Linked DNA regions of Mus musculus: region 2 is linked to region 1. Evidence: chromatin contacts called from ENCODE Hi-C or POLR2A ChIA-PET data. All regions are on one chromosome and are shown on one strand. Each heading gives the region's core, a stretch centred on a gene start or an enhancer-like site at or near the end of the contact. The rest is flanking DNA. Distances are from core to core; before and after follow the strand shown. Region 1 holds the start of Spib (Spi-B transcription factor (Spi-1/PU.1 related)). Region 2 holds the start of Kcnc3 (potassium voltage gated channel, Shaw-related subfamily, member 3).

Region 1 (3,408 bases), core at 464-2,963:
TGTTCGTGCAGCGGGGATGGAAACCTGTGTGCGCAGAGCATCCTCAGGCAGCTCTGCTCAGACCCCAGATCACAAGCATCTCAGCAAGTGGGATAAACAAACTATGGCCGCTTTGGTGGGCGGTAGACCATGCAGCAAAGGGAAAGAACAGGTACCTAACATACCATGGAAGGAAAGAGGCCAGGTGTCCCACAGACCTAAATATAAGTCACTTTAAACATTCAAATGAACCAGTATAAAATATGGGGTGAGTCGGCCTAGGAAGGGACTCCAGAACAATGGAAAATTTTCTAGATCTGGGTCTGGTAATGGCTACAGAGGTATACACCATGAAGGCACTCACTGATGCACACCCAAGACGTCAATTCTAAATAACCTACGAGTCAGGTGCCTCTCCTGGATATCCCCAGTACTGAGGGGTGCCTAGGGAGTTTGAAAGCCAGACAGGAGAAATCCTGTCTCAGTTCAAACCAAACCATACCAAACCAAACCAAACCAAACCAAACCAAACCAAACCAAACCAACAAAACTCAAGGCAGAAGGGCTTCTCCACCACCATAGAAAAAGTCATTGTTGGGTTATGAGTTCAAAAATGTTGGGAAAAATAGTGTCCAAAATACTACAGTTAAAAGGTGTAAGATCCATAACTCCAAAGAAGAGGCCATACAGGGCTAGACAGGTACACAAGGTCTCAGAAGTAGCCCGGAGTTTGAGGAAAATAACAGAAAGGTGTGGTGGGGATGGGGGTCGGGGGAGACAGAGACTGGAAACTGAGGCCAGAAGTAGATGATCTAAGTAAGGTTAGTTCCCATGGGCTATACCGGGCCGCCACATACTCTGGTGGGGGGGGGGGTGTCCAACTCACCAAACAGCTTAAGTGTGGGCCATCCAGCCTGGCAGGAGAGAGACACAGGGGCATGTCAGGGCCGCCCTCAGCCACCTGAGTCTCAAAGTGGTTGTGGGGCCCAGAGGGGAGATGGTGGCAGCTGTGATCACCCACCACAGCTCTGCAGTCTGTGGGCTGTCCCTGTGTGCGCCCAGCCTTCTCCTCCAGGCCCCCCCACAACCCTATCGGGACAGGAAGTAGGGGGCGGGTGCCAGGCAAATGTCCCCCACTCTCCCTGGGATTTGCATGCACAGACGCTGGGGGAGGCAGGGAAAGTAGGGGAGAAAGTCCCCAGACAGCTGGGGACAGGCTGGCCAGAGAACTGGGTTTGAGTGTCTTAGTAAGTCTGGCTGAGACTAGGAGCAGCAATGAACTAAAGAGCCAGGCTAGCAAGGAATACAGTAAGGGGGGTGGGGGGGGTGAGCTAAGCAGTTCATTTCTGGTGCCCCAGGATGGGCAGCCAGGGCAGAACCAAGAACCAAAGGAAACGCTGGACAGAAGAAACTAGAAACAGACAGAACTCAAGGTGCAGAGGGCCAGAAAATGAGCCATGCAATACTGTCAAGGACAGACGGCACACCTGGGAACACCTAGGCAGGATGGGGTCAGGGCGGGTTGTGGAGTGGGGGTGTCTCCAGAACACACCATCTCTGGAACCTTGTCTAGGAAGACAGAGCTGATGGAGATTCACCCCCTTATCACCTGCCTCTGGGTGCCACAGAAGCTGAGGATGCTGTGCTGAGTGGGGTGGGGGTCCCAAGAACAGGATTGGGGGTTACCCACTTACTGTGCAGCCTCCAGAGCAAGCATGGTGGTTCAGAGCAGGCTAGGCTGGCTCTGGCCACCACTCCTATATATATTTGGCCCAGCCTCCGCCTACCTACCCCCAGGGGCGGGCCATGGGGGCCCTCCTCAAAAATCCCCTCTGGGAGGGGTCTGGATTGCACAACCCTCTAGTCACATGGCAGAGAGGGTGGGCCTAGGAGCCATCTGGATTTGGGGATCCCCACCATTGGGGATGGAAGGCTGACATGGAGAGAATTGCTGAGAAAGGGGAGTGAGACAAAAGATTTGCAGGCCCTGGGGACAGGATGTCAGAGGGACCAATGGTGACCAGGACAGGATGGCAGGGAACATGAAGCCCAGACACAGTATGAGGACAGGGAATCTCCCAAGAGCTGAGGGGAAGCCCGGGGAGACAGACCACCAGGACCCTCTGGTGGGAGCTACTCCATGGCTGTGCCGTGACAGGGAGGGTCCCATGTTGCCCTGAGGTGTGCTAGGGGCTGCCCCAGGCCTGGACAGCACCTAATGCCAGCTGGGTGGCCACCAGTCCCCTGGGGAGGGGCAAAACAGAGTAGTAGGGTCCCATGCTGGGTTTCAGAGGGAAAACAGAGATGTCAGTCCTGTGTGGACACAGGCAGGCACACTGGGGCTCCAGAGGGTTGTACAGAGTCTACACCATGAAACCCAACCTGTTCCCAAAGACCACAACACACAGCCAGTAGCAAAAGATCTGAACTTTATTCCTTGTCCCGTGTCAGGTCACCAGGCCTCAGGGCCGGGCGGTCCAAAGCGCTGCAGCAGCCGTTCCTGGTCTTCCAGGTCCTTGCGCACCTTCTTGCGCATGTAGAAGATGGGACAGTCACGGCTGCGGAGGATGGTGGTCAGGGGCTGTTCCCAGGACTTTGACCCCTTCCTGCTGCCCACCCAGGGGAGGGGGCTGTTTGCTTATCGGGCATAGGGAAGCCGATAACAGCAGTACCCCTAGAGGTAGACAGCTGTATATCAGCTGTCACCTGGCGTGGGAACCCGCCCCGCCCGCCTGTTCCCTGGGGAAAGCCCGGCCCCACCCCGGGGGAGGCTAGGCAGAGACCAAGCCCAGGCAGACCCTGCCCATTCTGCAGTGAGGTCCCACAGCTGGGTCAGGAGTCTGATGGCAGGAGGGGGGAGGGCACACCTGGTACAGATGACGTCCTCATGCAAGCTGCCCTGGCAGCGTTGACACTGTGTCCAGAGGCGAGAGAACCGTTCTTCCAAGGCATTCAGGTGTGACACCTGGGGACACAGTGGCTTGAGCAGGGCTGTTCGGATCAGGCGTGCTCCAGCTCCCTCCCTGCCTCACTCACCTCCTTCTGATAGAGCTCCGACTCCCGTGGCTGACAGAACTTACACACGGCTCCTGGGGGTGGGGTGGGTGAGCACAGAGGTATTGGGACCAAGCCAGGTTCTAGTCTCCATCCCTGCATCTCTTCTCCACCCGCTGCCCATCCCGGCTTCTGAAAGTCCCCAGAGGCAAGAGAACAAGGGCCCAAGTGTGTGGGGAAAACTCCCCTGGGGAACCCCGGGGCAGGCGAGGACCCTCCGCTGGAGTGCAGGCAGAATGGAGTCCTGTGGCAGGGCCCGACCAGTGGGTATAAGGGCTGTAACTCGGTCTCACCTTGATGGTCGATTACGGAGCGGCAGCCAATGCAACAGTTGCGGCGCTTGGTGAAGGCCAAGAGGCCGCCCACCTTGCTGGT
Region 2 (3,284 bases), core at 487-2,986, 59 kb after region 1:
GGAGAAAGGTGACAAACACACATTAGCGGGAACGGGTCTGGAGACGGGAATACGAACCCGCGTAAAGCCTGCAGAGGAAGGCGAGGAGCCAGCGACCGCCGCAGCCCGTGACCCGCCCTCTTCGTTCCCGCAGGCGCCTCCTCCCGCTGCAGCCCCCGCCGCAGCCACTGCACTCGCGCACTGCCGGCCCTGCGCCTAAGACCGCCCAGAGGGCGGGGCCTACCCGCTCGGAGGTGTGAGGTCTTTCCTCTGGCTTCTCACTTTTCCCTCCATAACCCCGCCCCTTCCCAATGGTCCCGTCTGACCTCGTGGCTGAGAGGCTGTTGTCCGTGCTCCCGGTGGCGCTCTTTCCTGCATGCCTGGTCCCCACTCCTTTACCCATCTCTTGGCCCTTCTGTCTGCACTCTTTGTTGTCTACGCTTCATCCCCTTTCTTCCACCAGCTGGCAACTTTTGCCCCTTCCCTAAGACGTAGTGGACCATCCTCCGGGGTCTCTACCAATGAATCTCTCTATTCCAGCCCACCCCCAGCCCCGTGCCCAGCAATGAGTGTCCTTCCCCTAACAGGCATCTCATTTCCAGAACTCCATCCCACCAGCCTGGAGGCTTCTGGCTCTCTAAATGCTCATTTTTAGCGCCCCACTTTGCCATCCACTTACTAGTCGCATCTTCCTCTGGACTATTGAAGGTGTTTCATATAAGATATAGACCCTGTCCATCTGCCTGTGTCTCCCATTCGTCCGGATCCTCTTCGCCCAGGTCTAACCCCGTCTAACGAAGTCCAAATTTGCAACATCCAGTTGGACATGGTGGTGCTCATCTGTCATCTCAGCTACTTGGGATGCTAATGTTGAAGCAGGAGGACAGCGAACCTAAGACCTCCCTCAACTCCACAACTTGCAGCCTCCGCCCCTCCCCAGCTTTCATCCAGAGGCTCCCAGGCCTCGCCTTCCTTCCTTTACCATAGCGTCCCAGTATCTTCCGCTTCGACTGTCTCCTGTGAGTTTTTTTATTTAATCAAGTTCCAACTCCACCTCTAGTTCCCTTGTACCGCCCTCACCCCAGTTGAGACCCTCCCCCCTCATTGTCGCGGCCCAATAAGGATTGTTAATAATCTCTTGGGCTCGCTGCATCCAATTACTCCTACTTTCCCGTTCATTTGCCTTTTCAGTGCAGGTCCCGCCTGCCCGGGCTCTAGGCAATTTGTTTTCTTTTTGTCAGCTTCTCTTGTTGTGACTTCTTTCCCCCCACCCACCACCCCCCAACCCGTTCCTCACCCCTACCCCCACCAGAATTGATAGGCCTTTTTTTTTCGAGGCAGAGTCTCATGCAGCCCAGGCTGGCCTCTATCTCACTTTGTAGCATGACCTTGAACGCCTGATCCCCCTTCCTTCACGGTACCTGGCTCTTTCCCATACCTGGCTCTGAGGTCTCCATTTTCGCTGTGCTGCTGAGTTAGGCATTTTTAGGGTCCCCTTGACGCCCCGCCCTCTCCTAGGTAGGATCCAATCCCTGAGCTTTCTGTGCAACCCCACCTCCTCTAGCTAGGCTGGGTCGGAGTCTGCCTAGCCGTGGCCCCGCCCAGTCGCTCAGCCCAATCAGCTCGTGCCCTCCCTCCACCTGCCCAATCACACCCTCCCATCCATTCATCGCCTCCTCCTGTCCAATCACGTCTGCCTCTCTACCCGGGCCCCGCCCCCGAGACCCTGCCCCCTCCCAGCCCCGCCTCCCTGTCCAATGCTCAGTTCAGTGTGCGTCTGGTCGTTCCGCGGGCGCCAGGGGACCGGCAAGCAGCAGCCTCAGCCGGTGCCAACGCCGCAGCCGCCTGAGTCCTCACCGCCGCCTCTGCCGCCGCCGCAGCAGCAGCAGTGCTCTCAGCCCGGCACTGCCGCCTCCCCGGCGGGTGCCCCGCTTTCCTGCGGGCCTGGGGGCCGGCGTGCCGAGCCATGCCCCGGGCTGCCGGCGGTGGCCATGGGGCGGCACGGCGGCGGCGGCGGCGACAGCGGTAAGATCGTGATCAACGTGGGCGGCGTGCGCCATGAGACGTACCGCTCCACGTTGCGCACCCTGCCAGGGACCAGACTGGCCGGGCTGACCGAGCCCGAGGCGGCCGCGCGCTTTGACTACGACCCGGGCACGGACGAGTTCTTCTTCGACCGTCACCCGGGCGTCTTCGCCTACGTGCTCAACTACTACCGCACCGGCAAACTGCACTGCCCGGCCGACGTGTGCGGGCCGCTCTTCGAGGAGGAGCTGGGCTTCTGGGGCATAGACGAGACGGACGTGGAGGCCTGCTGCTGGATGACCTATCGCCAGCACCGTGACGCTGAGGAGGCACTGGACTCTTTCGAGGCCCCGGACTCCTCGGCCAACGCCAACGCCAACGCCGGAGGCGCGCACGATGCGGGACTGGACGACGAGGCGGGCGCAGGAGGCGGCGGCCTGGACGGGGCAGGCGGCGAGCTCAAGCGTCTGTGTTTTCAGGACGCGGGCGGAGGTGCCGGAGGACCTGCCGGGGGCGCGGGCGGCGCGGGCGGCACCTGGTGGCGGCGCTGGCAGCCCCGTGTGTGGGCGCTTTTTGAGGACCCCTACTCGTCGCGGGCTGCCAGGGTGAGCGCGCTCTCCGAGCACTCCTAATTATCCCAACCGCTCTGTTTCCGGAGCACTCCATCCCAGTGTCCCTCCTCCTCTTGAGCCCTCCAGTTCTCTGGAAGCCCTTCCTCCTTGCAGCTGGAGTTCCCTGCACCCCTGCAAACACACCCCTCTCTTTAGACCACCCTTCCAAGGACACCTCCCGAAAACTTAAGCGTCCCTGGGACCTTCTAAACCCCAACTCGCTGCTGCTCCTAGTCATCATAGATCCTGGGGAACAGCTTCCTAGCTGGATTTCCCTGACAGTCCTACCCCACCTTTCTCACACACCTTCTGAGACCTTTGGCAGGTCCCCAGAATGGCCTCAGCCTCTTCAAAACTTCTCCCACTGTCCCTTGAACACTCCAAAGCCATTTTCTTATTCCCGATCCTCAGTGTCCCAGGTCCCACCCATCTCCAGACCCTCTGAAGTTCCATCTCCATCTCTCCCTCCTTGGAGCCCTCCCTCATTCTCCCTGGGCCCAACTCCTAGATCTGTTTTTCTCTCAACTTTGGGCCTCCTGGCTGTTTGTGATCTTCTGCTCTTAGCTCTCAAAAGTTCTAGAAGATCTCCGCCCCCCAAGGAACCCTCAGAGCCTTCTGAACCTCCAAACTACTGGTCCTAGTCAGGACAGTTTCCCACAATCTAGCTGA

The links. A loop is a pair of places that touch in the nucleus more often than their neighbours do. ChIA-PET counts read pairs that join two places held with the same protein, here RNA polymerase II (POLR2A).
Region 2: a map of mouse embryonic stem cell shows a loop between it and region 1 (2.7-fold over the local background). The contact joins the promoter of Kcnc3 here to the promoter of Spib in region 1. A Hi-C loop is called at or near these places in 1 of 37 maps with a recorded cell type or tissue (mouse embryonic stem cell). POLR2A ChIA-PET finds 5 or more read pairs at or near these places in 4 of 5 experiments (Patski and embryonic stem cell).

What each region holds. Positions count from the first base shown.
Region 1 is chr7:44,530,358-44,533,765 of GRCm38, forward strand. It overlaps Spib (Spi-B transcription factor (Spi-1/PU.1 related)), which reads right to left and starts at 1,714. Exons shown (of 6, transcript NM_019866.1): 1 at 1,674-1,714; 2 at 866-893. The coding sequence starts at 1,696. It overlaps Pold1 (polymerase (DNA directed), delta 1, catalytic subunit), which reads right to left. Exons shown (of 27, transcript NM_011131.3): 24 at 3,327-3,408; 25 at 3,016-3,068; 26 at 2,847-2,944; 27 at 2,387-2,537. The coding sequence ends at 2,432.
Region 2 is chr7:44,589,150-44,592,433 of GRCm38, forward strand. It overlaps Kcnc3 (potassium voltage gated channel, Shaw-related subfamily, member 3), which reads left to right and starts at 1,737. Exons shown (of 4, transcript NM_008422.2): 1 at 1,737-2,609. The coding sequence starts at 1,737.